4 separate regions of the Homo sapiens genome follow, and regions 2, 3 and 4 are each linked to region 1. A link is a loop called in an ENCODE intact Hi-C map of the cell type or tissue named here. Cell type or tissue: endothelial cell of umbilical vein. All regions are shown on one strand.

The links. Hi-C counts contacts between places; a loop is a spot of excess contacts. Peaks named below come from ENCODE experiments on the same cell type or tissue, not always from the same donor. Only the 100,000 strongest peaks of a DNase experiment are listed, where the experiment ranks them.
Region 2: a loop joins it to region 1, with 3 times the contacts of the local background. A loop is called at or near these places in 5 of 110 quality-filtered maps.
Region 3: it touches region 1 in a loop (2.4-fold over the local background); 2 of 110 quality-filtered maps call a loop at or near these places.
Region 4: a loop joins it to region 1, with 2.1 times the contacts of the local background. A loop is called at or near these places in 3 of 110 quality-filtered maps.

What each region holds. Positions count from the first base shown.
Region 1 is chr2:36,368,318-36,376,317 of GRCh38, forward strand. All of the region lies in intron 1 of CRIM1 (cysteine rich transmembrane BMP regulator 1), which reads left to right. LOC124907753 (a long non-coding RNA gene) reads left to right here and starts at 1,901. Exons shown (of 2, transcript XR_007086281.1): 1 at 1,901-8,000. RefSeq lists an enhancer at 1-510. In endothelial cell of umbilical vein, no CTCF peak of the experiment used is centred here; DNase peaks (open chromatin) are centred at 1,614, 2,164, 2,984, 3,984 and 1 weaker place; H3K27ac peaks cover 6,016 bases.
Region 2 is chr2:36,481,787-36,489,786 of GRCh38, forward strand. All of the region lies in intron 7 of CRIM1 (cysteine rich transmembrane BMP regulator 1), which reads left to right. Among named protein-coding and RNA genes, the nearest start is that of FEZ2, 110 kb to the right of the region's middle. In endothelial cell of umbilical vein, no CTCF peak of the experiment used is centred here; DNase peaks (open chromatin) are centred at 3,925, 4,925 and 7,675; H3K27ac peaks cover 6,845 bases.
Region 3 is chr2:36,558,210-36,566,209 of GRCh38, forward strand. FEZ2 (fasciculation and elongation protein zeta 2) reads right to left here. Exons shown (of 8, transcript NM_005102.3): 6 at 229-304. Among named protein-coding and RNA genes, the nearest start is that of FEZ2, 36 kb to the right of the region's middle. RefSeq lists an enhancer at 2,869-4,068. In endothelial cell of umbilical vein, no CTCF peak of the experiment used is centred here; DNase peaks (open chromatin) are centred at 3,502, 4,252, 5,032, 6,342 and 2 weaker places; H3K27ac peaks cover 7,940 bases.
Region 4 is chr2:36,504,475-36,512,474 of GRCh38, forward strand. CRIM1 (cysteine rich transmembrane BMP regulator 1) reads left to right here. Exons shown (of 17, transcript NM_016441.3): 9 at 5,509-5,665; 10 at 7,799-7,920. Among named protein-coding and RNA genes, the nearest start is that of FEZ2, 90 kb to the right of the region's middle. RefSeq lists an enhancer at 2,919-3,463. In endothelial cell of umbilical vein, a CTCF peak has its summit at 3,058 (motif pointing left); a DNase peak (open chromatin) is centred at 3,037.

The sequences.
Region 1 (8,000 bases):
CCAGGAAGCTCTTTGCTTGTATGTGAGACAGCAAATATTCACTAAATATGTTTCAAGTACAAGCCAACTGCGAAGCTTGGAAAGTTGTCCAGAAACTTCACCCTTCCTTTGCATGTTGTCCAGCGGCAGGACGTTGAGCAAGGTTAGGTAGTATGAACCTGCGGCTCTAAAACTTAAAGTAATAGGCATTATTCGAAAGAAAATGATGCCCAGCACGGCTTCCAGTGTATATTAGCAATCAGCTTGTTTGCCTTGTGGTTATTACATTTTTTGCCAAGAGCAGCCTTCCAGAATGAGGTACTAGTTAATTCCCATTGGGCATTTATTCATTAATAAGTCTGCTGAATGTGAAATATTCCATTTGGGAGTATGTCATATGAGAAAACTCAGTGGCTAATTATTACATAGCTCTCTTCCATGATTCTCACTTTCAGCGCAGTTACCTAAGCCACCATTTCCTAGGTATGTAAACTTAGATAATTTTTAGTTTTCTGTAATACTTTTTGCTTTTTGCTCCAGAAAATTTTTTTTCACTCCAATCTGTGAAATTGTTAAAAGTTTACTAATAACTGGATAAACATTTTATGTTGTACTATGGCTTGCTCTTTCTTTCCATTTTAAAAAGATAATATCAAAAGTTAAATCCTGTTCCAGATCTTACCGTCTCTCTTCCAGGCTAGATTTCTGGGATGGGGTGGTGTTAATTTACTAACCTGAGCTTTTGCCCAATCTAGGGTCTCCTTTACTCTTTTCTGGTGTATAAATAGGTCTTTATTTGCTTTTCTTCCAGGTTGGTTGGTGCATATTAGCTTAAGAACTTTTAAACCTCTGCGGCAGTAATGAGAATCTGCATGCCAAGGGCCCAGCATTTCTCTACAAAGCAGCCCATGAGTGCATGTGTGTTTGCTGTAGTGAAGGGTCTATGTTAGAAGGTGAGTTAGAGACCCCACTTGCCCACATCTGTGTGCTGTGGTTTGGCCCTCCTCCTCTGGTGAATCCCTACCACAGCCCAGTGCCTGCTGGATCTCAAGTGTCCTGAAAGCCATTGGAAAGATGCTTTCCAGCAGTCTTAACATTTGCCTCCATGTTCTTTCCAGCAAGGATGAGTGCACACAGCTTTCCAGCTACTGGGCAACCCAGCCATTGACAGAAGGTGGTGCAAGAGTCAATTCCTCTGTGAGGATCCCTTCCAATAACAGTGTCTGCATTAACGACAAAAAGTTCTGTAAAAATGTTTGCAGGGGGAGCTTTTGACCTGCAAACATTTCTACAGAACTTTTTGCCATATAGGAACATATGAAATGTTATATGTAATATAGGTCAGAAATGTTGCCATATAGGAACATTCGAGAAGATGATAAATGTGAGGAAAGTGATAAAAGTTTATACAACAAGGATCTGTACAAGATTGTGGTAGATTTGCTGGCCTAAAAAGATGTACTCAGGGTAGTGAACTATTTCTGTAGCATCAGCCACTGGGCCCCTGAGTGGGAATACTCTTTGAGAGACAGGAAGCTAATTCCTTCTTTGAATGTGTAGTTAACTTTGTGCCATTGGATGTAGGGTGTGCACGTGCATGTGTATTTTTTCAGTTGCTGAGGGCACAACACAGACAAAGAATACCGTGCATTGTATTATGGATGTGCTGGAAACAACGCCCCAGCTTGAAGCAAGTTGACTGTAGTATCTACTCTGTAGATCAGCAAACTGAAAATGACTTCTTAATAAAAGGTCGCACATTGTTTTACTTACTGCATTTGAAAAAACAGTTCTAATTAAGATGCTTTGGGTTTTAAACTGCCTGTTAATTGGGATATCTATAAGTGGGCAAGTAGAGCTTCTGAATATTGCTGACTTATTTCTTAGTGATTGGGACAAAAGCTTTTTTTTTTTTTTTTTAAATAGTATGCCATCATTAAACAGTTTTTGACCTTACGCAGAAACTTTAAATGTGACAGCAGAAAGAAGCAGCAGAAATTTACAGTGAGAAATGGAAGACCTCTGTAGGTAAATAAGTAAAATGAAAGAAGCCAGAGGTGTTTTTTGTTGGCAGTAGATGAAATTATTTTCAAACACTGCCCTGGGAAAAGGTGAGCCCTCAGCAACCAAGTTTATTGACTGTCTATTCAGGAAATTGTATTAGTTGCTTTGGAAAGAGAAAGGAAAAAGAAAAGACTTTCTGCCAACTGAGGGCTGGAAAACTTGAGGGAGATAAAGTATTTACATGCTTTAATAACATAAAGCATGTCCAAAAGAAATACATAATTACAGCTATGTTTGGCACTGAAAATAATCCAGGTTATTATATTTTTAAAATTGTGTGTGAATATGTAAGTGAATGCCCTTGAGTCAGAAATGCTTGAGTGATAATATTTCTTGAGAGAATGGAAAAGTAGATGGTATTAGGAGCTAAAAAGAGAGAGAAGGGATAAAGGATGACCACTAGTTAAGAAGGAACAGTGAACTTTTTTTCTTTAGAGGGGACATATTTCATATGCATAGTTATTCCCCCTCTACTTCTAATCTTAGTATAATAAGCATTTAACTTCCCATAGGACCTTAGCAGTCTGCATGTTATTACTAAAAGCCCACAGGTAAGGGAAAATTAGACCCCTAAATTAAAGACCTGACCATCTTGCTCCTGAAGTTTTAGGTTTTCCAACTTTATTTCCAGTGTATCTTGGACAAAGACCCTTTGAGAGCTCAGAAAATTAGGAGATGTGGTCAACACATTCTTCTTAATATCTAGTGCAACCAAAGACTTGGCCAGCAACTAAGGCCAGCAACTGGAAAATGGGTGTGGTGTCAGGTTTCAGACGCCCCCATAGTTGTCTTCACGTCCTTTAATATGTGTTGGCATCCCTCAAGCCCTGCCAGTTTATGCTCTTTCCTTTGTGAAGCCTTCCTGCCCTGCCCAGGAAAAAGTAATGCCATCCCCCATCCCCCATCCCCCAGTGACCATAAATAGCACTTTCTCCTTCCCCTGTTATAGCACTTTTCATACTGTGTTAGAGTTCACATTTCTGTCTCTCTGCCTCATTGTGATCTATTTGAGTGCCAGGATTGTGTGTTATTCTAGCGCTTGGCACACAGGAAGAACTCAATGAGCATTTGTTGACTAAATCTAGACTCAAGGTCATCCAAGATATTATACAAAAACTTTTTCATCGAACCATTTGGTCTGCATTGTGGAAACTGAAACGAATGGCACTCCCCGTTAAGAGAATCCCAGTGAGAAGCCATAGCATTGCAGGAGGAAGCTCAAACTGGTTAACTTTGCTCATGCCGATCAGTCTTAGAATTTTTTGTAATGTTTCCATGATGAATTAGTTTCAGCTGTATTTTTTTGGCAAATATTTAAAGATAATTTTTATTTGTGTGGACTTTTCTTCTTGTCAGTTTGTCATAAAGGTGTCATCTTTCATTCACTAACCCCTTATCAGCTTATAGGAATTTTCCTCGTGGGTGGTTGCTTGTAACCTTCTCTTGACTGCCAGGGATCTGATATACTAAACGGTTGAGATACTGTGGTGATCAGCTGCTTGTAAACAATAACTGATAAATCGGTTATAAATTATCAACACACTTCAGATGACCATATCATCATGACTTGGTGATAGCAAAATAGACTTCTGAATTCTCAGCTAATCCAGGATTGTGTCTTAACAAACATTTATGTTGATTAATCAGGAGGGTGTTTAGTTTAAGAAACATGTACTGAATGTTCAATATGTGAGTGCCAAGTGCAGTGTGGTGCAACCTGTTTACTGCTTCAGGTGATCTCCAGATATCCTAAGGAATTTTTAACTGTACAGCTTCTTTGGGGAAGGAAATCCTAAGCCAACAACCTGAGGGTGGAAGTGTGTGACTGGGAATAATTAAAATGCCTCACAATGGTTCGAGCAGGAATTCCATAGGAATGCACTTTAAGGCATTTAGGAAAGCAAAATTCCGTTTGGATTTACTCCAAACCCTATGACTTCAGAGACAGGAATTTTTGATGATTAGTGGCTGGAGCCCCAACTTGTTATTTAGTAATTCCACATTCAGTGTGGAATTGTTTTTTCTGTAGCACTAGTTATAAGTTCTTTGTTTGTTTTTCTAAAGGTTTTAAGGAGGTTTACAAATTAAGATGGAATAAGACATTAGAAACTTAAGGATACATAGCAAATTAAAACCTTGATACATTTGGTGCTAAGCTTTTCAGCTGCTAAAGATAGAGAGTTTTGGCCAAGATAAAGTATATAGAGTCAAAGACACATGCAGAATTCTCCTGGATATAAGTTCAGGTACCTGTGCCATTTTATCACTTTAGTCAATGTGCCCATTTTCTTAGGGCAGGTTTAATTTTCTGCTGCGGCATGGCCCTTCAGCTTTCCCAAGTTTACGATGCTCATCTCATACCTGATGGAAATTGTTGATAATGTTAGTGTATGGTTGGTGGCTTTCCCAGTAGCCCACTTCAGATCCTTTTATTGGTCATCACCAGTTACAAAAGTTTTAGGAAAGGGAAGGAGAGAAGCTGGAACTGATGGCTAAGTAAAGTTATAGCTGTAGAGCTCTGGTTGTCCATAATGAACAGTGGCAATGAACAGTGAAGATTTAAGCAAGGTTATTTTTTGAGGGTCCACTGATGATTTTCCTATAACTCGTTAAAAATATTTTTAAAACTTTTATATGGCTTCATATAAAAAAAGCTTAAAAATCTGTTCCCAGACTTCCTAGGCAGGTATGTTTTCTTTTCAGTGTTGCCTTCTCTAAGACTTTATCAGCAGAAGGAGTATTTGAGCTGATGGCAAATGCTGCCAAAATGAGAAGTGTGTGTGTTTCTCAAAACTCATGATCCCACAGTTAAATCGAGGGTGTGGGTAAAGGACCCAGAACTGTTCTTGCTGATGGAATAGCACACTTTTCCTCAGACATTAGTAGAGTAAATGAATGGAGGCAGAGGATTGGGAAACACTCTTGAAGGAGGGAGTGCCCATCAGCCTGTAAGCCAAAGTAAACAGTTCTTGTAACTGAAAAATAGACTTCCTGGAAGGAGAGAACCAGAGAAGTGGGTGTGAAGTGCAACCAGCAAGTACCATTTTCAGTGATACAGACAGCTGGCTTAACCTGAGTCCTGACAAGAACCTCTCAGAGCTATTTGGGGAAATCAGTTGCTTGAACCAGCCTTTGACTGGCCTATCGTTCCTACAGCTGTACCCAAAGATGGCACTTGGGGAGAAAAGGTCACATTTGTTTGTGATAGAGAAAGCAAACCGATGGGGCATTTTGAGAGGTAGAAATGAAGTCATCATTTGCGGAGCCGGTGGACCAGCAGAATGGCCGTGGGAAGGTATCCCTGAACCTGTATGTGTGGAAATGCAGGCATTCTCTGTCAGTCTTTTGTCACAGTGAGAAAATGTCATTACAGTGGACAGCTATGCACACGTTGGAGATTATGTGATGTGTGCATGTGCATCCATGTGTACAACATACACCCATGCAAAAATTGCTCACAGGGTCATGTGCGTGTCCTGGTAGTCTGTTATGTCCATTCTTCTGTAATAGGAGTATGTTTTTCAAACTGAAGCTGTTAGGTTCTGTTAATTCCAACAGAACAAAAAAAAATCTGCCTCTGGCCATCATTCGTTAATTTACATAGATTAGATACATGTAGTCTGTCTCCTAAGTGGCTTACATAAAGCCGTGGGCGTCTTTTCCTGTGTCTCCTCTTCGGCAGTTCCTAAGGCACCTACCAGGTTTATAGTTGCTGATGTCCTACCCATACTATGTGTCAAGAAAGGTAGACTCAAAAAGGATTGATGCAGATATTCCTTAGAAGTTTTCATGCCCAAAGATTCTTGGACCTTAGTTGCATGAGGGAAGAGGCCTTGCCTCGTGAAAGGAGACCGAAGCCCCTTATTAAAGGGGTCACTCAGAAAAAGGTGTTATCTAAATTCCCTCTTTGTAGTTTTATTTCTTCAATGTATTCCCCATCACTAGCTGTGTGTGCTGGAGCCAAATGTTGGGCCCACTGCCATCTTTTAAAGAATGCTACTGTAAAGGGATAACTTTACTAGACAGTTTGGGAAATAGAAGAAACAATTATCTAAAATGCTCTTGTTCCAAACACAAAAACTAGCTTCATGTTTTTGTGTATAACCCTGCCTAGTCTTACTCTGTAGACATCCTTCCCCCCACACCCATCGTGTATGTTTTTTATCCCCATCTAACATTATATCAAATACATTGTCCTATGTTGCTACCTTGTCTTCATTATTATGATTTGTCAAGCAATTGGGTTGTACTGACTGCAGTGTTACTCCTCATTTCCTTTCCCCCTTTCTTTTCCATACTACTTAAAAAGCAAGAAAGGAAAAAAAATTCTATTTAAGAGAAAATCCTATGTAGTCGTAATGGAATTTATTTTCCTGAGTGCCTGGGCGTGCTCCAAACAGATAGCTGTGATTGTGTCATCTCTTCTTACTAAGCATCTGACCACTCACTACCTGTGCATCTGATCCCTAGGCTCATGGCATGAGGGCTGTGGCTCTTGATGTTTTTTTTTTTGATGTGCTTAGTATCACCAGAACTGTATTGACTCTAAGAGTATGGAAGCTTTGTAAAGTTAACTAACGATTTGTAGGTTTTGTGCAAATAGCCAGCTCTCCAGGTAGAGACATTTTAATTCTGTTGCTTTTTTTTTTTGTAGCATATTATTATATTGCAGATGTTTACTTAGTATGAAAAATGGATATAATTAAGTTCTAAATGGGTACTAGATATTAACTTCAAAATGAATTTGCAACTTGTATGCTTTGCATATGCCGTATGCTTTGCATATGCCATATGCTGTTGTTTCCAAGGATGTAAAGCAGTTTTCCACTTCCACCATCTTATAAATTAAAACCAGAGGGCTAGACGTTATCCAGCAAGGGACCTACAAAATTCGAAAAAAAACTTCGGATCATTATCAGGATTAAGTTTGTTGAAATTGTATCAGGAAAATAGACTTTTCCTTGTATTATTATTGACTCATATAATGCAACTCATACTGGTTTCATATTCAGAAGGTATATAGCACCTGTTGTAATATTTCAGGTTGATTTCTGCAATCTTTATTTAAAAATACAAATCCGCAAAGCAAATTGCATAAACGGTATACAAAATGAAATCACCAGGCTTCAAATATATTTTATGTAAATGTTAAGTGCTCTTTAGATTAGCAAAAGGAAGACAAACATTTTGATTACCTCTTTAATACTAAATTTTTGTTTCTGAATTATAAATCTTTGAAGATATAATTAGTGTAAGATATATACCAATCAACATAGTCCAGAAAACCCTGAACCTGGCTGCTTATTAGTTGGAAAGAGTACCTATTTAGACTTTCTAAGCCACAGTATGTGGCTAAGTGATTAATATGCACTATTACACTTTCACAAATACTTTTTGGACCAACATATTGACTTAAGGGAGCATACTTTGTACTAAAAAACTAATTTGAAGGTGAAATCACAGCAAATTTAACAGTTCAACCTTGTGTATTTGTAGAGTTTTAGTTGGATCATAGGATAATGACATTAGCTAAAGTCAGCAAGCATGTAAAATAAACATTTTGAAGTTTAATAGTCATTTATGTTCTACAATAATAAATATTTGGCACCCACCATAACCACCACTACCAAAATATGTATGCTGAAATTGTGTCTCCAGGATGAATAAAGAGGTGTAAGGCAAGCTGACACCCATTAGAAAAAAAGGTTTAGAAAGGGAGAGAGGGCCTGGACTTCCCTAAGCTTAACCCCAACATAGGGCCTGTAGCTCCTGTTGGAACCAATTTATAAAACTTCAAGGTGGGAATCAATAGATTGTTTCCAGTGTTATATAGTTCCTCTTTAATCAGTTGATCTTCAACCAAAGCTTCAAGTGGTTTTTGTTTTTATTTATTGCCAAAAGCTTCTTAACCAATGTGATTATAAATGTTTAAATTCATTTACAGTGAAATGGATTTG
Region 2 (8,000 bases), 110 kb after region 1:
CATTTGTGCTTGCTTCCCCTGCCCCACACAGCATCCCAGCCTAACTCATGCCCTGCTTCTAGTGTCCTCACCCATCTCTACTCACCTCTGGCTTTTGGCTCTGTTGAGGAGTGAGGGCAGTCAGCGGAGGCAAGGGAGGAAATCATTTTGCAGTTTGAAAACTACTCCAGGTATTTTGAATGTGATCGTCCACCTACTGTCTCCTCGCAGTTTGAAGACCTCAGGGGAAAGATGCCTTTGAGATGCATCCCTGAGTTCACTTCTAGAGCCTCAGGTCTGGGCAGCCCCCTCCACCTCAACAGAGCTCAGCATCCTTGTCATTTCAGCGGTAAAGTTCTGCTGGCCTTTTTTCCTCTCTGTCTCTTTCATGCTCTGGCTCTGATCTCTCATCAAACGTTTCAGAAGATTCCATTTTCTGGTTCTCAGAAATAATTTATCTTGCTTTTCTTGTTTTTGTTTTTAACTTAGTTGAGTAGTGAGTTTCATATGAATGTATTTACTCTCCAATAATGCTTTCATTTTAAGATGTATTAATAATAAGAACACAGATTATTTTAGTATAGGATTAAAAAACAGTGCACAGCTTAAGATAATGATACTAAAGGGTTATTTATGGCTACTAATAATAAACTTACAAAATAACACAAGGTGAATGGATCTTACTGCTTAGTTTATAGGGTCCAAGAAAGTCTCTGGGATCATTTGAAGACATTTTTTCTCAGCAGTCATTCAATATCATACTTAAATATAATTTCAAATGATTTCAGAGTAGCAAAAGGATTGTATGAAATAAGAAAAAGTGCAAGGTGTTAATGTGCAATAAATAAGCAATCACCCAGAAATAGTTAGAGGAAAACCAGAAACACTGGTATTTACTTAGTTTATACACACAATAAATTCCTCTGTGCACAGTTGCGTAACCAGTGTTGGCCCTTACCCTATTAGCTACAGTCTCTAGGTACATCGTCAGAGTATGAAATTAGATGAAAGGACCCCACACAAGGATTGTGGTTTTAGATTCTAAGTAAACTAACAGCATCACTAAATATGGCGTGTTAGGACCTCCAGGGAGGAAGAACCTTATTGTGGCTGTTGTTACTGGAGACACATACCTTCCAAATGACAAGATAATGTGTCTTTTGGTTACTCCTGGAGGACTAGGGACATGAACCTGGGGGCCCTTAAAGACTAGGCTGTTACTTGACAGCTAACTTGATTCACAAGTACCTAAGTGCTTTTTAAATTGGCACTTAAGTACTCTCATGATGAATTCTTAGCAAGTTATTGTCAACACCCAATTCAGGTATACAGATAAGCCTTTCCAGTCTGTTAACTGATTATATTCTCACATTTTGCTTTGTTGACTTTTCTCTACATCTCTTGTTTATCGATCTCATTATTTTTATTTTCTGACCCCTGTGAAGAGCTAGGGTGGAAACGTGTGGAATAGCATATAAAGTTTTCAGTTGAATGGCATACATAGACGACACAGCCTTAATCTCCTTAAAAACTAAAAACAAAAAAGAGATTGGACGGCAGAATTAGGTCTTCATCTGCAGGGCCACTGTTATTTGTAACCCTTAATGACAGTGGCTAACATTTCATACAATTGTTATGTGTCAGGTTTAAGTGCTTTAAGAGGAGCAACTAATTTGAGATCCTCACAGCATCCCTTCGGTATGGGTGCTGTCATCCCAGTTTACCATCAGAGAACACAAAGTTCGGAGGCCATGTAATTTGCCCAGGGTCATACAGCTCATAAGTGACAGCACAGTGTGTCCCCAGGACCAGACCCTGGACCCTGAATGGACAGTGCCTCTGCGCTGCAGTGCATTATACCCTGAAAGAGGCTCCATCCCCCTGTAAAGAAAGAATTTGGCATATTCTTTTGAATCCCTAAAACAACATGTGATGTGTAAGTAGATGCTCAAAATTTTTAAATGAGTAAATAATAAGTGAGGACAGTGAGGAGGAAAGAAAGACTGGAGCAGGAAGTCCCAACCAGACCCTTCATACAGATCTTCTTTTTAGTTGAGTGAGGGAGCAGACCCTGATACAGGGTTACCTTAACCAGAGCGTCAAAAGCTGATGGCCATTGGGACCCCTGATCTACTAGTTGAAGGAAGAATAATGTCAGCATGCTTATCACTGAAAACACATTTTGAGAACATAAGTAAGAGTGTTATGGAAGTGTGTGACATGAGGTGGGCCTACATGTCTACAGGCCAGTTGGACCAGTTTCCTGCATTGACGGTTCACCCTTCTGATGGGCACTCAGCTCTGGGCTCCATCCCTGTGTCAGCCTCATGGGCCTTCCAAGACTGATGTGTATTCTGTGGTTTATTCTGTCCCAGTTCAGCCCCTGAAGTCCAGAATCACAGAGTTTAACTGGGGCTTCCCAGACCCTCTAAGGCTAATGCTTGCTGCCACGTTAATGTACTGTTTTTAAGACGCCTTGTGCATGGTGTAGGTGCCACTGCATTTCAGTTACTTACACGGGCAAGGATTTTTTTTACATTGTCATTAGATATTGAGAATTATTTGCTGATTTTTTTTTTCAATAATAGCAAGTATAAATGCTGCCAAAGCTGATTCTTAATGTCAGAGGGATCCTGAGGAGAGGTTGCCATTTCCATTAGAAATCTATTTTGTGATTGAAGGTAAGATAAGGTATCGGGGAGGGAAGTTTTGGCTACATGACATCTATAACATCCCCGTGATTACTCAATAAGAAAAATTCAAGAGATGTGGACAGGTGTGTGGCCAGCTTAGCTGTGACACCTGATGCAAGAGATTAGAGCTTCCTGGGGACTTTGAAGTCTTGATGTCAGACCTGATCTGCCTTCTCATCTTGGGCTGCGGCTGGACCCTGCCCAGGTGGCCACTGTGATCTGAGTGTTCTTCAGGCCTCCTTAGGTGCACCATCTCCTGCACGGAGGAGCTGATGATTTTGATGACCTTAGGGATTTTGAAGCCAACACCAGAGTATCACTTTTCAAGAACTAGGAACAACTTAGGTAATATTTTAAAAGGTAGCATTCAGAATTATACTCAGGTTGCCAGTAAAAAAATTCCGTGCTAGCGGTTGGGCAAATGGGTAGTTTCCCCTCTACTATTTCTGTCTGTCTGAAAACAAAGCAAAATCCATGTTCTATCTCTAACAGGAAGTCAAAGAGTTATTTGTAGATTGTTAAAGCTGGATGAGAGGTATATCAGAGTCCATAGTATTCAGTATTTTTTAAGTTTTCTTCTTAATAAAAAGTTAAAATTGCTATTTGCAGACATATTATCAGATACCCAGCTGAGTTTCAGGCCTAATAATTCTGCTAACCTGGACTTAACTCTTGAAGTAGAGGATAGAGGAATAAGAGATTCACTGTGCATGGATTCCTTCTAATTCTGGGTTTAGGATGGAATGTGGTTGAACCAAAAAATCCACTATCTTTCTTCCTGCCACCTGGCTTTCTTGGATCTCTTACTTAGGGAATCCTGGTCCTACTTGGGACAGTGTTGAAGACTGGATGTCAGGCACGTCTTGACCTATGTGGATTTAGTAAGCCACTTCAGTCTCAGCTCACCCAATACTGTAAGTTGTGCTCCTCTAAAAGGCTGGAGTTCTGTGAGCTGTCAAATATATTGTCGTCTTCTTCATCAATCCCAAATTTATGGAAGCACTATATTCTCTCCCTGAAGGCTGATGATATAGCTTGAATCAAGCTGCCCTTCTAATGAGATTTCCACTGGGCTGCCAGAAAAGTCTGTACCAGGCACATATCTGGGTGGGAATTCTTTGAAACAAGAAAAAATGTTTCCAGCCCTGCCCATAATGCTTCCTCACTGAACAGTATCTCAAATGATTAAGCTACTGCTTTTGTGGCACGGAGTCAAACATAGTTTGGCTGACCCCAAGAGGCAGTGAAGTCAAAGATGCCATAGGGTCACATGTTATTAACATTCTGGTACATAACAGGGATCAAAACTCAGTTTATGGGTGGTATTGCTTCAGTGCCATATACGATGCTATTATTAGTAAGCCAAGAATAATAAAATATTCGTAATAGCCTAAAGACTGTTAGGCATGTGTTTTATCCTTTAACTCTAAACGTCCTGGAAACTAGTTCCATAAATGGAAATTAAAATATAACACAGTCTATTTTTTGCTTGTCCAAATAAGGTCATATGTTGGGTAACAAATGCGTAGCAAATGACTGTTTCTTAACCTAGGTCTTTAACATAAACATCAGAAATTTTTCAATGTTGAATATTGTCATATTTTGATTTTTCTCTGATCATTTAAAATGTCTTTACATATTTGCAATAAAACTAGAATATAGGTAAAGTAAATGCAAAAGACACTCACATCCAGCCTTAATATATCACTTTCAAGATTTTGTGATTTTTCACAGCTATATAGAAATATGTACATTATATGAGTGGCTTTCTTTACATGTTAGATCCACCACTTACATTAATAGTTAAACAAGTGTAGAAATAAATGTTGTAGAAGTAGTTTAATAGAGAAGAAATGTTTATTCTTACTTATACCTAGGAGTTCTGCTGCTGGTTCTCCAAGTCCAGCATGTCTTTGCTTGTGTCGGTAATGCCTTGCTCTTTGTACTTGATTTTGAGTAAGACTGTCATACTGAACCAAGTTTTACGAGTAAAAATGAAGATTGGTCTTATACTCTTAATTTGCTAGATGACCAAACTGATCAATGCCTTAAATGTTCAGAATTGTTGAGAGCTAATTCTGAAACACATGATTAGAAATTCCTCTGCCCCTGAGTTTACAGAGCTCAGCTGTTAAGTATTTCCCTGTTGAAGTGGCGTGCAAGGGGGTGGGTTGCTCTTTATTTCCTCTGCTGTCTACTTCCCATACCTAAAAGGGTATTATTGCTGGGAGTCTCATAATTTTCCTACTAAGACAATAATTGCATCTAATAGATCAGACTTGGGCCTGCTAATTTTCATCTAATCAACAGAGGCAGGAAAACATAGTCTGGAATGCTAACTATGTGAATGAAAAATATTTAGTCATTCTTGAAATGATAGGAATGTTTTTCCAACAAGCTTAAATAAACACAATCTCTTTTGAGACTGTGCTAAACTTTTTTTGGATGAGACAACTCTTAGGCAACCAAACAGAAGTTAATGAAGGTTATTAAGAGACATGCCCTTCAGAAAAGGCCTGCAGACTTTAAAAAGAAAAGATTCCATCTTCTTTATGCTGCAACCATTGATAAATAGCAGAATTGGTTTACTTTTTAGCTTTTGTCTACCCAGTAGAATTTAACATTTTAATTAGTAATCATACTGCCCAATGTTCAACAGATACCATTTTACCTAACATGGCTATATGAGACCATCTTATTTTAAAATCCTCATCTTCATCTCCTACTGTTTGCCTCAGTTCCAAGGAATTCATTGGACTCAACACTCCTGTATTTATAGCACCTGATTACACTTTTCCTATGAAGCATGTTTGTTTATTCCCACCAACACAAGGTCCCGCCAGATAATAAAATTATTTTTAAACATACTAAAATGTACATATTCAAGTGAAGTGTTTTTCCTTTCACAAGTTATATGGGAAAAATGTATACTTACTCCAGGGATACAGTCATTCAGAATATTTTTGGTGCCTCTCTTTTGAAACTGACTTTAGAGATCATAGCACATCCTTTTGAATATCCTTAGCTTTGTAAACCCTTGACTTTGAAGGTTTATTAGACTCTAGGAAATAGCCAAAGTCATTTATGTTGAAGTCTGGTTTAAAAAAAAAAAAAAGGTGGCCGATCTAGCTGAGTAAAACTGTTTAGAGGAAGCAAAAAGTGACAGTAAAATAAAGGCACTTTGTCTTCTATGACATAGTAATTTGCTCTGAAAGCAACTATGAAGAGGTTTCAAACAGAATTTTAACATGAACAGCATTTTGGCATAAGAATATAGCCTCTAAAAGTGAGTACTTTTATCAATAACACTTATTTGTAAGTATAACTCCTGGTGTGTTTATAAAAAAAATCAATTCACCTACTACATAGTATTTTTATGACTTCTAGGGATTAGAGGCATGTATTTAAATGGTCATATACTGTATTACAACGTTTTTCTGAAATTGCAGGTGTTCTATTCCAACATTTTTTTCAAATACATTAGACTAAAATAATTTGCCTACAGAAACAGGTCAAAATAGGTTGCGATTCTAATATAATTTATTTTTAGTATTTTAGTTATCCAATTCCACTTCTAGTTATACCATACTGTTTCCTGGTATAGTCTTAAGTATATCCTATAAAAACAGAATGATTTCACATTGCTTAATATATGAGGGTTAGCACTGAAGATAGTGAAAAATCCAGTGAGTCACTGTTAAACCCCCATTAGAACTTTTCTGTGTTGTATCTATCTGATTATTGAAGATACAGTGTCACACAAGCATATAAACCATCTGTTGCAATACTATTTTAAAATCGTAGGACAGGTTCAAAGAGGGGAAATGTCCATTAAAGAACGCCTCTTGCGCATGTGTGGGTCTCCCCATCACAGGTGGCTGATGAGGTGGCAGGAGCAGCATCATACCCACCTATCAGCCTCTTAATTTGAGAGCCCCAAATACTCCCCTGCATGAGCTCCCAGAATGCAGATTGGGAAATCTGTTGCCAGGGGACTCAGCAAAGCCAGATCTTGGTCCAGGGGTCATACCATCAGTTTAATCTAAATTTGATGTGCTTTGAGCAATACGGGACATGTAACATGTTTCTGAAATTTGCCAGAAAGCATGCATTTTGTTTTATAAATATTTTGAGTTTAAGTTGATCAGCAGTTTGACCAAATTTTTATTTACCATTTATATCTACAGAATACCTGTTTACACCTCAGTGGAGTTTAACTTTCGCATCTGAGAGATTAGCTGGATTTATCTGGTTTGTTTGAAACAGCCTAGTTCAGGTATATGGACCATTTGAGATCACAGAATTTAATGCTAGCTGCCAGTAAAAAGATGCAGTCCCAGGCTCCAGCTCTTACTTTGCAGCAGCCTAGTGAAACACAACTAAGAATCCTCAAGATCCTAAGGCCAAGTACTTGATCCTTGTGGACCCTGCAAATCATGTAACTTTCACATTGGCTGCCGGAGCAAACCGAGAGTTGATTTGCAAGCCACCGCTCGACCAGCACCAGAACTCAAAGCATGCGTTCTGTGTGCTTACCTCATCCCTGACTGCAGCTTATTCTTTTCTAGCTAAAATTTACCTGGATCCCCATTTCCTTACTTTAAAAAAGTATTCATTCATGATATAATTTGAGACTGCCTTGGATCTATTACATAATCTAATGAGGTATATTTATGTGCTTCTTTATGTATAATCAGTGCCTACCATTTGCCCGTGCCTGTGCCTTTGTGCCTTGCATGGTGGTTGAACCCCCTTAGTTTGCCTATCAGTAGGAAGACAGGAGATCATGTTGTTTTTCACCTTAATGGACAGCTATTGCCCTGCATGTCAGCTCACTTTTAAAACAATTCAAGGAGTCTCTATTTGTTAGGGAAGCTGTAATATGTTTGGAGATAATAAGCTATCCACTTGGGATGGCCTCGGGCCTTGCATACGGAGAGGGTCGGCAAGCTCAGATCTTTTCAAAGCCATAAATCTCTCATCCTTTCTGGGAATCAAGTTTTTAAAAGATTCCATGGAGATTTTATGTTAGACGAATTCCACAGGGGGTGTGTCCCATAGTCCTGTGACAGAGATACTAAGAACATGACTCATTGCATGAGGAGCCCCTACAATTCTTGTTATGAAAGTACTGGTTGAATTTTCTCTTACTGTTGACATATGTTTGAGATCCCTGACTTCCTAACACTGAGATCTGCTCGTTAAAGACAGTTTTTAGAAATAGGTCTTCTGTGTCTTTCAACTTGAGAGTGGCAAGAAACACTGGCAAAGATAAAAAGTAGTATAAATGATTCTGTGATGAGTTTGCCCTTGTCCCTAAAGATCTAG
Region 3 (8,000 bases), 190 kb after region 1:
ATTTCACAAGGTAAGAAAAACAGAAAAAGTACAAATCAACACTAGAGTTACTGTTGTATTTAATGTCACAGCCATTTTTGGCTTCATTCTTATAAAAATAAACAATTATATGCATCATTTACATCCTAAACTGACAAAACACTAACAACAAAATCAGCCAACTAAAGTCAGGTGTTTACCAATCAGCAAAAGGAAATCAGGTAATAGTTTCATTTTGTCTTTGCTCACTTTTTGTTAATATTTGAAGATCTTCAACAGACGGTGGTCCGTTTTTTTTCTCATAAGGAATGACTGTAGTCAAATACTGCCAAGTTTAAAAAAAAAAAGTGTCACTTAAATCGGAATTACCTTATCTGCAAAAAATTTGATACTGTTACTAGAAGGTCTATCTGATAATATAAAACACAAGCTACTTTGGTAATGAAAACACAGGTATTGTATGGGAATAAAGTTATCTTACTATCTCAGATGGAGCTCATTTTTTTTTGCCCACCTCTATTTGCTTCATACAAACCTAATGTCAACAGAAACAACCACCTTTTTGCATTTCAGTTATTGAAAATTTCATAGGACTAAGTCTGAGGATGGTTTACTCAATTTGTTCATTTTTAAAGTGAAGTATTATCTCACATTCTACTTGCATATTTTTCAACACATTTTAAAAATAGCAATTTAAACTAAAAACATAGTTTTAACAGTTCTGCACAATAAAGTAATTTCCAACAGCAAAATAATTCTGTTTCAGACCATTTTTATTCTGGTTGAACAAATGGTCCACATATATAACATGACAACTTTGAAAAACACACACTAGCTTCTTTCAGAAGCTAACAAAGACACACTTAAATCGTTTTAGAAATGCGTTACTATTATTTTAAATTATTGGGTAAGTCATTGTAAACGTTTTTAGGCATTAAAGGAGAAAAGTTAAAGTAGAGAATGGCCTAAGGGGAAATGAATAATGAAAATTAATGTCTGAAATTGAGATAAACTTCCTAGTTCACTACTTGTAAAGGCTCACAAGTAACAGCGCCATGTCTTTTAACTAATCCCATGAAAGCATAATCCATAAATGATTGTCCAGATTTTCCTGTTCTTACCATCCCACCAAAAAAATAGTTCCGTGCATTTCACATATGCTCATATAGAAAGCCAGTGGTTTTTACCTGGAATCTCTTAGCTCCACCCATTATTTAACCTCGTGCCCTAAATCTCAGCTCTGTGGCTAATCCTCACTGAGTGATCTTATCCTGCCCATAACTGAAAAACAGGATAAAGAAAGCTGCTTTACAGTAACTGGATCCCTAAGTCCAGAAAAGTGGTAAAACTGCATAGTTCAATCTCTGAGACACGTTAAGTGTCCCACCGTCTTTTTGACGTAGACTTCTTGCAGGTGATGCCCAATTGTATAATCGAATGTTTCTTTGTAAAGAACAACAACAACAAAAGGCCAGAAATGATGTCCTCCTGGCTTCACTCTGCATGTGTGAGGCAACCTGGAGAGGCACCAGGCGGCTGCACCCTGGCCCGCTCTCTGGCTACCTGGCTGCATCTTCAGGCCTCCCTGCTCCACTGACAGTCTGGAAGATTCCTTGTCTTCTTTTGAGGTTGAGAGAGGTGAGAGGCAACGGAATGAAAACAAAAACTCAAACATCCCTTCATGGAGCTCATTGATGAGCTGCAAATGTCAGTGTGAGGCTTCCCTCTTTAATAGGAATGATCTCCCTTCCGGAGAAACACTTAACTACCTGCAGTAAAAACTCCAGGCATTTGATCTAGGCGTTCTTTTGCTAAACTTCCTACAAGCTACATTTTGTACACCTTCTTAATCTGCACAGAAGAGCTAACTTAAAGACTTTTCTTTTTCAAGGTGAAAATTTCATATAGTGAAAGGTAATTTTAAGCATACCCATTAATGTGAATGTTTCCCATGTTCATGATATTCCTTCAATCATTATACAAAAATGTGAATAAAAAGCAAATTGCTAGATACTTGATTATATATTCATATCTGTGTATAATTTTGTATAAATAATGTCGCATGCCTCGTTTGGCAGACAACTGAGTTGGCTGACTATGCAATACACCTTAAAAACACATGAATTTCATTTAAAGGAGGTAAGATACACTCTATACATATTTTTGACCTAGAACTCTAGTCTCAAACATACCGACATCTGGCCTTCTTCCCCCAAAAATGACATCTTGCGACTTAGACTTTTAGAATTAGAGTCACATATTTTAGTTTAGTTATTTTCACAAGCAGATTTTCTACACATGCAATACATTATGTTAAAATGTTAATATTTGTTTAAAACTAAGAGTGAAAAATGGAGCTATAAAACACGTCTTAAGAATGCATTTAATCTATTGTCGAATTTGAAAAATGCTTTTTCCTCAAAGGGAAATTCTGTTCATTATCAAGACTATAAATATAATGAACTTTTATAATAAACTTTTATTTCTCTCGTTAAGCAATGGTCTTAGTAAATTAGTAAACTACCAGCTTTCAGGATCTTCACTTACACAGAAAATGAAAAAGCAGAGAATGAGGAAAATAAGGATAACCGAGCACCTGTTTCTCTCCACCTGAATTTCCAAAGGTGTGGCGGAGGCCATTCTGAATGACATTTGAGATCCCTTCCATGCTGAAGCGCTAAAGGCGGCAATATACGGCCCAGAAGAAAAGGACAGAGAAAGAAGTTCAAAGTCTATTAGTAAGAATGTACCATGATGACTTATGTGCCCAAGAGGCAAGCAGTTAGAAAATGCCACTACTCATCCAGATAAAGCACATAAACCCATGCTCTTTTTAAAATGCTGTTGCTTCCATTTCTTTGCAAGTTAAATGCAAAAGCAACTGTTTTTATGCTACTATATTCATGCAGGCATTTTTCTGATGTAGCTAATTGTTCCAATGTAAATGTTGTAAGTTGTACACATATTTGTTCTATACAAAATTTACTGTGTAATTTTTAAGATACTTTTTGATATTATTTACCTACATTTTATCAGAAGTCTGAAAACTTAAGATGAACAGTATGCGTATTTTCAGCCTAAGTTTGTATAATTCTACCATCAGTTTGGAGAACATTAACATAACATTTAGCAAATGAAAATGCTGTTACTTGGAGAGCTGATTATTGCTTCCCACTCACTCTTCGGGCCACCTGCCACTGCCTTGGTGCAGAAATGCGAACTAGAAGATGGCATACGCTTCCTGGAGAGCAGAGTGGATCCCATGTGCCAGCCAGGCCCCCAAAAACTTCTCCAAAGACTTTTCCACTCCGTTTCTAGGAAACAATTCTACTTTCTTTCTCCCAGCAACCTCCAAGACTTCCTAGAATTCTTTGTACTGAAAAGGGAGTATTTTTTTCCTAAACAACTTATCTTGATTTGTAACCAGTCTACAATGTCATCAAGCATAGTAAAAAGCGTCTGGTGGCACCTCTATGGCGGCTGAGTCAAAGGAGTGAGATGGATTCTTACAGCATGACTAATTAAGGGGAAAGGCTTCGTGAAAAGGAAGTGAAGGCCTGACTCACTTGATGGTTCCTTCCCCTGGAATTTTATAGAGGAAATTTAAATCAGTAAACACATTTGAGGAGTCAACATAAAGAATATTTTACCAGGCCCCAAGGGGCAGAAGAAAGGAAACCAAGGGAATGGTCATCAAGAAATACATATAGTTTCATCCAGTGGTTCTCAAAGTGTAGTCCAGGGACCCCCTCCCACCCAACTCCTGCCAAGAGGTCCCTGAAATCCTCTCAGGAGTTCAGGAGTTCAAAAATGTTTTCTTAATACTACTAAAATATAAGTTGTCTTTTTTACTCTCATTCTCTCATGACTTACAGTGAAATATTCCAAATGACAGACTGAATGCAGAAGCACATTTGTGAATCTAGCTGTCTTTAATCAAGCCAGATGTTAATGAGATTGACAAAAATGCACAGCAATGATATTTTTTCATGATTTTGTAAAATATTATTTTTCATAAATATATGCTCTTTATAATGAATTTATTTTTGGTATTTTTCATGAATTTATATTTTTAATTTTATCACTTTTAATTTGTAACATGGCTAATATTAAGTTTCTTGGGGTCCTTGATAAATTTTAAGAGCGTAAAGAAGTCTTGATAACAAAAAGCTAAGAAATGCCAACAGGCTGAATCACTGAGGGAGCTATGTGCTTCTGTATCAGTCATGTAACTCTATGGAGTTACTGAAAATCTGAGTTCCAAATTTTACTACCTTACAGGAGACTGTACAAATATGCCTCTCCTCCTAAACCATCCAACTTCCCTACCTAGCCTTTCCCAGATTTGCAAGCCAGTTTTGCTTCAGCAAGAATCAAATGTCTAGTCAAGATACTTTGCTGACTACTCTTCACTTCACTGAAAGCATAACTATTAGCTTTGATGGAGGAGGCTAGTTATAAAACAAAAACCTACAGAAAACTATTTCTGTAAATTTTTCCAATGCTATCATAATTCATTCATATTTTTTAAGCAGATTATCAAATGAGATAACATCTTAGGCTTCAGAGTATATAATAACAATTATGAGAAACTATTCTCAAATAACCAAGTCAGTTTATTTTTTAAATTATTTTCATAAAATATATTTTCTTTCAAATGTGACAAAGAGAAGAGTACTTGTTTTTAAGTACTTAGTCTATATTACCTGGCTCCATTATCTATGAGCATGTTTAAGCTAGATACAAATTCATAAAATCTAAAGCTAGATAAAAAGTTTCAGAATCCACCTATCAGGAAACTAAGACACACTTTCTATTTGGAAAGCACATTCCAAAAACACTAGCTTTGTTTTCGCAATCAGAAAGCCAATTCCTGTCACTAGAAAAAACAAAAGTTGATGCAGTTTCAATTTCGTAACATGCAGATGTAATTTAGGTTTTCTTTATTAAATGTGTGGTTGCAGACATTACTGAGCCATCTCAACTACTGACAGCCTGACTACTTGTGAAAGATGGCTTTTGTGCCACCAGAATTTTAGGCTTAGGGGAAATTAGTGAAAATGCAACCCCATGGGAAGCCAAGGTAACCTGGAAAAACAAAACTAACAGCTGATGCCAGTGAAAGAAGGTAAAGTAAGGAATGCAGCAGAACCTCTGTCCTTGCTGCTGATGGCTGCTGAGTCAGTGGCTGCAGCTGACAAGACCCTACTGTCCCCAGCTCTTTCACTGGCAATGAACCAGGGAAGCAATGTGCAGCATGTACAGTTCAATCGCCTCTTGATCCATTGGAAAATTACAGAACAAGGAAATCAGAAGGTTCTACAGGAAAAAAAAGAAAAAAAAAAAAAACTAAAATCTACGTCTGAGAACGTGCTCCTATCAAACGCTTCAGTTGCAATCAACTCCTACCTCCCCAGAAGTCAGGCAGCATCAATATTCTCCCTCCACTGCATTTCCAAACTCTCCCTCTCTACTAGCTCCTTCCTGACAGCATCCCGAAATTCTCAAACCCTCAACCTCTTTCCTTTCCCAAGGTTTTCCTGAAACAGCTCTTCCCAACATCATTTATTTGATCTGGAAGACCACGGCCACTTTTCAGATCTCTGAGACATCCAGGAATCCCTCCTCCCTGAACCGCTTCCTTGGATTCAGAGACACCACACTCTCCCAGATTTCCCTCACCCCAACCCTCCTGCTCTCTAGTTGCTTCTTCTAAGAGGGGCCACTTTCTTCACTCATCCCTTAAATGCCAGTGTTCCCTAGGATCTTGTGCCTCTTTCTTGACTCACCTCTCAGATGCTGCTGTGCCTCTGGATTCTGTCCCTATTTAATTATCATGCACCCCCTCTGGGTATTACCAATCAATAGCTTCATCTTCTGCTTCCATAAATTGATAGCTCCACTTTACTAAGATCAGTAAAGTGCTAAGAACAGAGACTGGCACATGGCAAAGCTCAGTACATGTTAGCTATCTTTACTGTAATTTCCCTGAGCTTCACTCTGCATGTTTAATGGCCAATTGGACATCTGTACCTATTGTATGTTTAATGGCCTATTGACAAGCCTATGTTCCTGTCTATATTTAATATCAATATTTCTAAAACTCATATCCAAAACTGAATTCAATGTCCTCTTCCCCACCAAAACACAAACAAAAAAATTTAAAAACCGGTTCCTCCTTCAGCATTTTATTCTCCTCGTTCATTCATTTCCTCTTTCTTTCAAAAAACATCCTGAGCCAGATACCATTCCAGGTATTAGAGATTCAGAGTGAACACATCAGCCAAGGCCCCTCCCACCCTCCTGACCTTACATTCCAGCATAAGGGGGCACAAAAAGCACAACACGTAAATGAAGCGAATGCTGCAGATAACTAACACATGCCCTATCCCTAGCTCCAGCAAGGCGATTAAAAACTGGATGCCTACTTTCTACTCGGACGCCAGAGAAAAGCTGCCTGAGGAGATGACATCTGAGCTGAAATATGACGTATACACCCATCCTAGATGAGCCACAAAGGACAATGGACAAGGGAGATCTTCTCAGAGAACAAAACCAAAAGCAGCCAACCGGGCCAACTCGGGAGTTCACGCCACAGCTAGTGTGCAGGAGGTCTTGCAATTCTCATTCAATGGGATGGAACACAGCATCTATGGAATATGTCCATTCTCTCCTCCTTTTTATAAGATGTTATTGCAGCAACCCTGTCTTCTCTCCCCCGTTGTGTGCCAATGTGTTGCAATGGCTGGCTTAACTTTCAGACCATAGGTTGACGGAAAAGAGAGACATCCCCTCATTTGCTGGACTTGAAGCTAGAAGCAGGTACTGCTGACAAGATTTACATACCTCCCTTTGGGGAAGGGGCACATGTGCTTTATCTATGTTTGCCCTCGTCAACAATCAATGACCTGACCCTAACTCCTCCCTTCTTTGGTGTCCGAAACAATCAACCTCACCAATATCTCTGAAATTCAACTATTTATATTTCCATCCCTACTTTCACTTCCCTGGCTCAATTCTTACATGAAATCGCTGCAACAGCCTCCTAATTAACTTATCTCCAGTTGCCTCCTTCCAATTAGTTCTCCTTGAAACCACTGAAGTTCTCTTCCAAAACAGACAAACCCAAACATGTAACTACCTGACCTAAAATCCATTTTTGGTTCTCTAAACCCTTTAAACAAAAACCAGGTGCCTCAGAATGTCGTACGACGCCATCCATTTTCCAGCTTCCACTGTGCAATTTCCATAGCCTCTTCTTGAGTTTCTTGCCCCCTCACCTTCTAGCTTTCACCATAATGAGCAGCCTGCATTTCCCCAGATGTCCCTAACTGTCCCCTCCAAGTGGTGGCACACACCACCCCCTCTGCTGTCTGTGCCTGTTCCCTCCTCCTTCTACCTGACCTCCGGGTGCAACTCAGCCTTCCCAGACCCCTAAACCTAGCTAGGGGCAATAGTAATATATGTCCACCTTGACCACAGAACAGAGCCAGGCTCAGAAAACACTAAAAACGTGGTAGTTGTTTTGAATATAGCAATTATCACACCCTGTACCTAGGTTTCTCCACGTTGACACTACTGACATTTCCAGTCAGATCATTCTTGTCACGGGGGTCAGTGTAGTGGGGTGGGATCTCCACTAGCACCTCCGGTCTCTGTTCACCAGGATGCCAGCAGTACCACCCCCATCCTTCCCCACCCTGCCCAGTTGTGACAACAACAAATGTTTTCAGACATTGACTCATGTCCCATGGGGGGCAAAATTGGCCTGGTTGAGAATCACCGCACTAAAGCACATTGGATGGTTCATCATTCAATCTGCAACCCATGGGCAGCACATTCCTGGAAAACTGAAATTGGTTCTACATCCTTAACACCCATGCCAGGGACACAACTGTGGATCAATTAATGTTTGCCTAATAGTAGTATAAGAAAAGTTCAGGAGATGGAGACCATCCTGGCTAACACAGTGAAACACCATCTCTACTAAAAATACAAAAAATTCGCCAGGCACGGTGGCG
Region 4 (8,000 bases), 140 kb after region 1:
ATGATACAGAATTCTTTCATTTGAACATAACGTAATTTGCCGTTTTAATCGGTAACAAATAACATTCTTGTAACACTAAGAAAAGTAGTACTCCAGGACATACAGAAAGTTTACATTATCCCTGACTCAGTTCCTCAAAAACTTGTTTAGAATAAAAAATGTTTTTAAAAGTATGATAGCAACAAAGTTTAAAACTAAAATGATTTTAAAATGATATAAAGCAACTAGTAACCTAACACTTTGTAGATACAAGCTTTTAACAACATTGCTCTTTAACCAGTGTCTTTTGCTAATAGACGTAATATACCTGCTTACTACATAAACTCTGTATGAAAGGCATCTGCATGAATTAAGTAGCATCAGTCTTTTGGCATCTTAGTGTACACATCTTTAAATCAAGTGGATTTGATCAGATTATTTGTAAGTTCTCTTCCAATTTTAACATTCTTTAATTGTAGACATTAATAGTGCTTTTTCTAGAAACTGATGCAGACTTGTAGAATTCTGCATCAGTCAGCAGAGAGGAAAGAGCCTTCATATTTTTCATGAAATATGTATCTGAATCAAACATCACAAGAAGGTTGCAGCATCAAATATAGGGAGGCAGGCTCCTTGTTTTATTTCACTGTAATTCTAAACTAACACCTATCAGGGTCAAAATTGGGACCACCATTTGTAATGTTGCATTTCTTTACTTAGTAGTCTTGGGAACTTCATGGCCATCCTGAACTGATAATAGGTTTGTAGGAATTGCCAGCATCTAAGAGTTTAAAATACACTAAGTCCTCACTTAACATCCTCTGTAGATTCTTGGAAACTATGACTTTACGTGAAATGACATGTAACAAAACCAGTTTTACCAGAGGCTAATTGATATAAACAAGAGTTAAGTTCCTACCATATATTTCTGGTCACGAAAACATCACCAAACTTCTAAATAAAGACCTAAAACATTTCTAATAGTAACAATTAAAGTAAGCATGAGTTATATATACATTTAAGAAAGGTTAACAAAAAACAAGTACAATGATGATTCCCCATTTTTAATGAATCAGTGAGTGATAGTGGTTGTAGTGGTGCTGTGTTGAATGACATGTAACAAAACCAGTTTTACCAGAGGCTAATTGATATAAACAAGAGTTAAGTTCCTACCATATATTTCTGGTCACGAAAACATCACCAAACTTCTAAATAAAGACCTAAAACATTTCTAATAGTAACAATTAAAGTAAGCATGAGTTATATATACATTTAAGAAAGGTTAACAAAAAACAAGTACAATGATGATTCCCCATTTTTAATGAATCAGTGAGTGATAGTGGTTGTAGTGGTGCTGTGTTGAATCAACGAATAAATGTTTGCAAAGCAAACATTGTAAGGAGCACCTCCTTCTGCCATGCAGTTCAAACACATACCATACCCAGTGTGGCAGGCTCACTGAACGCTGTTGTCCTGCAGTGTTTATTGTTGTACGTTTGTGTGATTATCACCTGCTTTAACAGATTTGTATTTTATAAGAATTTGTATTTATTCACTCATTTATTTTCCAACTTGCTTATTCCAGTCCAGGGTTGAGGGTGGCCACAGCCCATCCCAGCAGCTCTGCAAGCTGCAAGGTAGGAATCGACCTTGAACAGGACACCATCCCATTGCAGGGTGCACACACACACACACACACACACACTCTCTCTCTCTCTCTCTCTCTCTCACACACACACACACACACACACACACACACACACTCAGATTAGGACCATGTAGATACCCCAGTTCACCTAACGTGCACATCTTTGGGATGTGAGAGTACCCAGAGAAAACCCACACAGCATGAGAGAACATGCAGTCTCCACACAGAGAGTGGCCCCAACCGAGAACTGGTTTTTATTCCCCTCCTAAAAGTTATGACACAATGATGTTGAACAAAACCATTGCTGTTTGAGGACCTGCTGTACTACAGCAAAGAAGTATGCAGTACTCCTCTAGGGGACACCATCCACAGTGTGTTCTCCATGGAGGTTACGTTGTATTTATATATAATGAATGGCGCCCCCGACAGCTGTGTCACGTTTTGAGCATAGGAGCAAACATTCCTATTTTTCCAGAATGAACAGAGTTTTACTACATAGTTGCTATCGACCGGCCATGCTGTACAGGCCCTGTACTTTGCCATTGTTCATCACTTTCTCTTCAATCGTAACTTCTCCCCATGTATTAGAAAGCAATTTTAGATCACGGTAAAGTCATGACGCTGAAAAATTAGGAACATAAAGCCACCTTTTTCTGCGTGGTTGCCTCAAGTGATGTACTAAAGCTTTACAAACAAACATATAAACCCCTACCCTTCTATGAATACTGTTTTTCTACTCTTTATTTATGTTTTTATTTATTTATTTTTTTTTTAGACACAGGTTCTCACCCTGTCACCCAGGCTGGTGTGCAGTGGTGCAGTCACAGCTCTCACTGCAGCCTCGACCTCCTGGGTTCAAGTAATCCTCTTGCCTCAGCCTCCCAAGTAGCTGGGATTACATTCACTCACCACCACACCCAGCTAATGTTTTATTTTCTGGCAGAGGCAAGGTCTCACTATGTTGCACAGGCTGGTCTCAAACTCTTGGCCTCAAGCAATTCTCCCACCTCAGCTTCCCAAAGTGCTGGGATTACAGGTTCCAGCCAGCCGCAGTCAGTCTCCTCTTTATTTAAATGTTTGCTATGATGATGCATTTCTCTTAAGAAAACTTCATAATTGACATATGTGGATTTAGGACTACCTTCCAGTTTTTAATGTTGTCTATTTCTGAACTAGAAGATGGTATTTTGAGATGTTTTGGCAAGTGCTAGTATTTCAGGAAAATTTCAATGTTATCAGAGTAAGTTATTTTCATGCTGTCATTTCTCTGATAATATAGCAGTCTTGATGACAGTGGAGGAGTAGGTAACAAGAACATTGATTGATGCATTTAGTTAGCAAATGTTGTTGAATACCCACTCTGTACCAAATACCATGGTTGTCCCTATACAGTGTGTGCCTAAAGATACTAGGGCCTGGGCCTAGAGCTCCCTCTATTGGGAAGCTGAATGTAGATGGGCCAGAGCATAACATGCAGGAGAATGGTCCCAATTCAGGGCAGCACTAGAGCATCCCACTCCTAGGAGGCATAGCCAGTCTCCTTCTAATGAATGTCCTGTATTTTTATTTAAATGTACCAGCCTTTGTTTGAAATTCCATTCCATTGCAAAGCAGAGGTAGATTACAGACTAGTTTTTATCACATTGTTTAAACTTGAATGGAGACACAACAGTTTTCTTTAAAGGTGAAGCACATTCAAGATCAAGGTCTGTGGAAAAACTCCTTCTTTATTGCAGGACCAGAAAAATAAAGGCACCAAGGTGCTCAGGCTCCAAAATTGCAGGGAATTTAATCCCAAGGGATGTTGACTGACTCTGGGAGGTTTTCAGGGTGTTTTTAATTCATCTGTTTCCCAACATAATTCATTTGTAGCCATGACCTAAGCATTCTTGTGACAGAAAAATGGGTTCACAATTGACATCTGTGTTAGAGAAACATGACTAATAAAGTCTTCTTTTTTCACCATTCCCTTAATAATGGGGAATGAAAAATTATGACCTTTCAAGTCATATAATTACAAATTTCTAAATGAACCATTTAGAATTTCTCTTTTAAGGATGCAAATTAGTAATCAGTTGCTTTACAGTGTAATACAGGCACATGAGGTTATATTTATATGTGTAATAAAAGGTTTATGATAATGACAGAGTAGAAAATTACACCATAAATCACATTTTCCTTCTTAAAAGATAGCAAATTAAATATGCAAATATTGCCAACTGAGATTCACAAAAGATGCTATCTTGAAATATTTATGTAAAACACGGACCCATTTCACCTATTCATTGTAGTTAAGTTTTAATTTTAGATTATAATATAAGTGTGTTTTGAGGGGACAGATGCGTTCTGTTTTTCCCAGTGACTTCTGTGTTATTACAATATTCATGCTTAAAGGACGGCCAGATAAAATAAAAATTTGTTCATCATTCCAATAATTAGACTCTGCTTCCCATTTCACCAGTCCATGTAGAACAATATTCAAACATTGCTGTACTTTGGCCATCACCATATTAACTTCCCTTCTTTAAATTTGATTGTCTTTCAAATTCTATATTTAATTCACACAGGTCTCAACTTGCTTGCTTTATATAATTAAGCATGCTTTTTTTCTTTTTAACCTTAAACATTTCTATTTCCCTTTTCTCTCGTAAGCCCTATATAACCTTTTAAAATCATTTTAGAAGACTTCTATTAGGCTAATAACTTCAGTAATGTTGCTAGTCACCATTGCTACTTTCCTTTTTGCTCTTCTAAAATAGTATTGTAACTGACTAGCAGAGGACAGTTAAACATCACTCCAGATTCTGCTAACGGGATACTTTGAACACTTCAAATAGTGGTTACTTAAACCTTAATATGAGTATTTTTTCAACACACACATTTTTTAGCCTGTGAACTAAAAAGCCTATTATGTAAGTATATCCAAATACAGGGGTATTTGTCAGCACATAGAGAAAAAACATATCTAAATGTAACACTGAATATTTTAATTACTATCATTTTGTAAAAGATGTACTTTTTTGAAAGTAATAGTAAGAAATCCCTTATGCTGCATACAATATGCAGTATTATATGATAGCATCTAACACCCATAAAAGTAGTTGTCATGTGGATATTTAAAAACATGCGTTATGGGATGGGCGCAGTGACTCACACCTGTAACCCCAGCACTTGGGAAGCTGACACTGGCGGATCACTTGAGGTCAGGAGTTCAAGAAGAACCTGGCAACATTTAGTAGAGAAGGCGAAACCGCATCTCTACTAAAAATACAAAAATTAGCTGGGCGTGGTGGTGCATGCCTGTAATCACAGATGCTTGGGAGGCTGAGGTGGGAGAATCACTTGAACCCAGGAGACAGAAGTTGCAGTGAGCCGAAATCACGCCACTGTACTCCAGTCTAAATGACAGAGCGAGAGATTCTGTCTCCAACAAAAGAAAAAAGGACATGCATTATTATGGACATGCAATAGAAATAAAACATATAATGAAAATTGGACTGTAAATTTCTAATTCCCACATAATGTAAATGGTCATCAGTGGTTTGAAGTGATTTATAAAGTTCATGGAAAAATGATCTCAGTCATTAATTGTAATAGTTATCAGCCTGCTGTTCACTCAGAGCCTACCAGATTTGAGTACACTTTAGAAATCTATGCATTTCAAAGTTGGACTTTATTTTGTTTATTATTACCAAAACATGGAGTCATGTGATAACCATGAAATAGCACAGTCTATGCTTTTTAATGATAACCAGTGCCATGGTAGAGCTGAGAAATTGAGATCTGTGGAAGAGTGGAGGATTCAGGGACCGTATTTCAGCATCGAAGTGTTCTGCTCTGTTCATCTTTGGAAGAAACATGCCGTCTCTGTGTCTTCACAGCCGAGGAACTATGTTCAGAACGTAAACAAGGCTGCACCTTGAACTGTCCCTTCGGTTTCCTTACTGATGCCCAAAACTGTGAGATCTGTGAGTGCCGCCCAAGGCCCAAGAAGTGCAGACCCATAATCTGTGACAAGTATTGTCCACTTGGATTGCTGTACGTATTTGTTAATTCAGAAAAGCTATTATGAAGTGCAACTTGGTGAAATGTTTCTACACATTTTGTTTTATATGTTGTTTGTGAATTAATCTATGGTATATTGAGCCCAGAATGTCTATACTTGTTTTGTTAGGTGATTCAGAAAGCAGGGAGAAGGTTGTATCTCCAAAAAAAAAGAATCAAGTTTTACTTTTACTTTTTATGGACATGGGCCAGACACACCCTTTGTGCCTGTTATATGAGACTTTCCCATAGCAGAGTCCTTTAGACACTGCTGGCAAGATTAGGAGATGGAATTGTGAGGTCCCAGTGTTGGAAGTGCTACAACTCTTCACACCTGTCCCAAGGTCTATTTGTGATCATTTATTTAACACATACTTTAAGATCAATTGAAGACCGACCCCCCACTCACTTGAAATACAGTGCATCCTTAGCTGCCATGCCTAGGTGTCTCACCTTGGAACTAGTCAGCGTTTCGTATTTTTTTCTTTATCTAGCGTTAGATTTTTATGAATTTTCTTGGAGCTAAGGGCCATTACTTTTATTTTTTAATATACTTTATTGAGTCAAACCCCATGAGAATCTAGATTATTCCAGGGGGGGAAATAGACACTTCATATTTGTTTCTTTCGTGTCTGTATAAGCACCTATATTTGCCTTTATATCAGGTTGATGCCTTTAGAAAAATCACCTTAATTTATATTTTTCCCTTTGCTGTCTTTCTTTCATTTCAATCTGTCTTTCCAATTTGATATGTTTATGTAGTGCTAGATTCCTTTTCTTTTTTTTTTTTTTTTTTTTCAGGCAGGGTAGTGCTCTGCCACCCAGGCCGTAGTGCAGTGGCACAAGCATGGCTCACTGCAGCCTCAACCTCCCAGGCTGTCAGTCCTCCCACCTCAGCCTCAGCCTCAGCCTCAGCCTCCCGAGTAGCTGGGACTAGAGGCATGCGCCACCATGCCCAACTAATTTTTGTATTTTTTGGAGAGATGGGGTTTCACCATGTTTCCCAGGCTGATCTGGAACTCCTGGCTCAAGCGATCAGCCTACCTTGGCCTTCCAAAGTGCTGGGATTACAGGCATGAGCCACTGTGCCTGGCCTAGTGCTAGTAATTATAAGGGACTTAGACCTATCATCTCTTTCCCATCTTCTGTCAGTCATCTTTTTCATTCTTCATTTAAAAATTCTAGGTTTGGGAGGGGTCGTCTTTATAATTTTCATTGGATAATTAAATTGGAAACATTGTTCCGTAAAATTCCCCAAATAAAATAATGAATCATCATCATTCTTAATCCTAAAATAAGAATATGATGTCAATAAGAGTATTATGTCTTAGCCTAACTGCTCATATAAAATGAAGTAGTTGTATCACAATAGTAGGTAGCTTCAACCACTTGCTACAGTATCATGACAGTTCAGAATCAAGGCTGTGTTCAAATCCAACCGTCATGTTGGAGAAAAATCTCTTAGGAGATTGTAGATTTCACTTTGTATTCCTGTCAGCACATTCAGGGAGGACCCAGTTGGACACCTTGGACAACTGAATATTATACTGGCTAGAACACATGTGTTAAGGACACACACCAAAAGAGAATTCTTGGCCAGACACCACGTGGGAGTGTCAGGATGAAGGCAGCAGTTGGTGCCCCTTTTATGTACCTGCTGACTAAAGAATTACTTTCTGCATGCAGCAGATACTTCCAGAAGGGAGGGAGGGAGGGAGGGACGGATGGATCGTAGGTGGGTGGGTGGGTGGATGGATGGAGAAACAAATGAGTACACAGATAAACCAACAAAATCTCCTTCACTTTCCTATTCATGGAGTTGCACATTCATCTTTTTATTGTGGTGTACCACTCTCCCTAATTAAATCAACAGTCATGTCATTGAGATTCTGAGAGCCACATCCTAGAAGCACGTAAGTGCTTGGGCAACTCTCTGCCTTGGTCATGAGTAAGTGGTGGTAATGGCCACAGGGAGCTAATTACCCATCACTCCAGGAATCTTTGAGAGCAAAAGTCAAGTCATTCTGTTTAATAGCAATATCACTTTATTGACCCTTGGTCTGAGTGCTTGGGCATCATTTGAGACTTTGTGATTTTCTGACCTCTGACAAAATTTTAATTACCCAGGAAGAATAAGCACGGCTGTGACATCTGTCGCTGTAAGAAATGTCCAGAGCTCTCATGCAGTAAGATCTGCCCCTTGGGTTTCCAGCAGGACAGTCACGGCTGTCTTATCTGCAAGTGCAGAGGTAAGTGTGTACACATGGCCCTTCCCCCTCAAAGCAGCCAGGGGCACCGAAACAAGGAACATAAGGACACCCTGTAATGA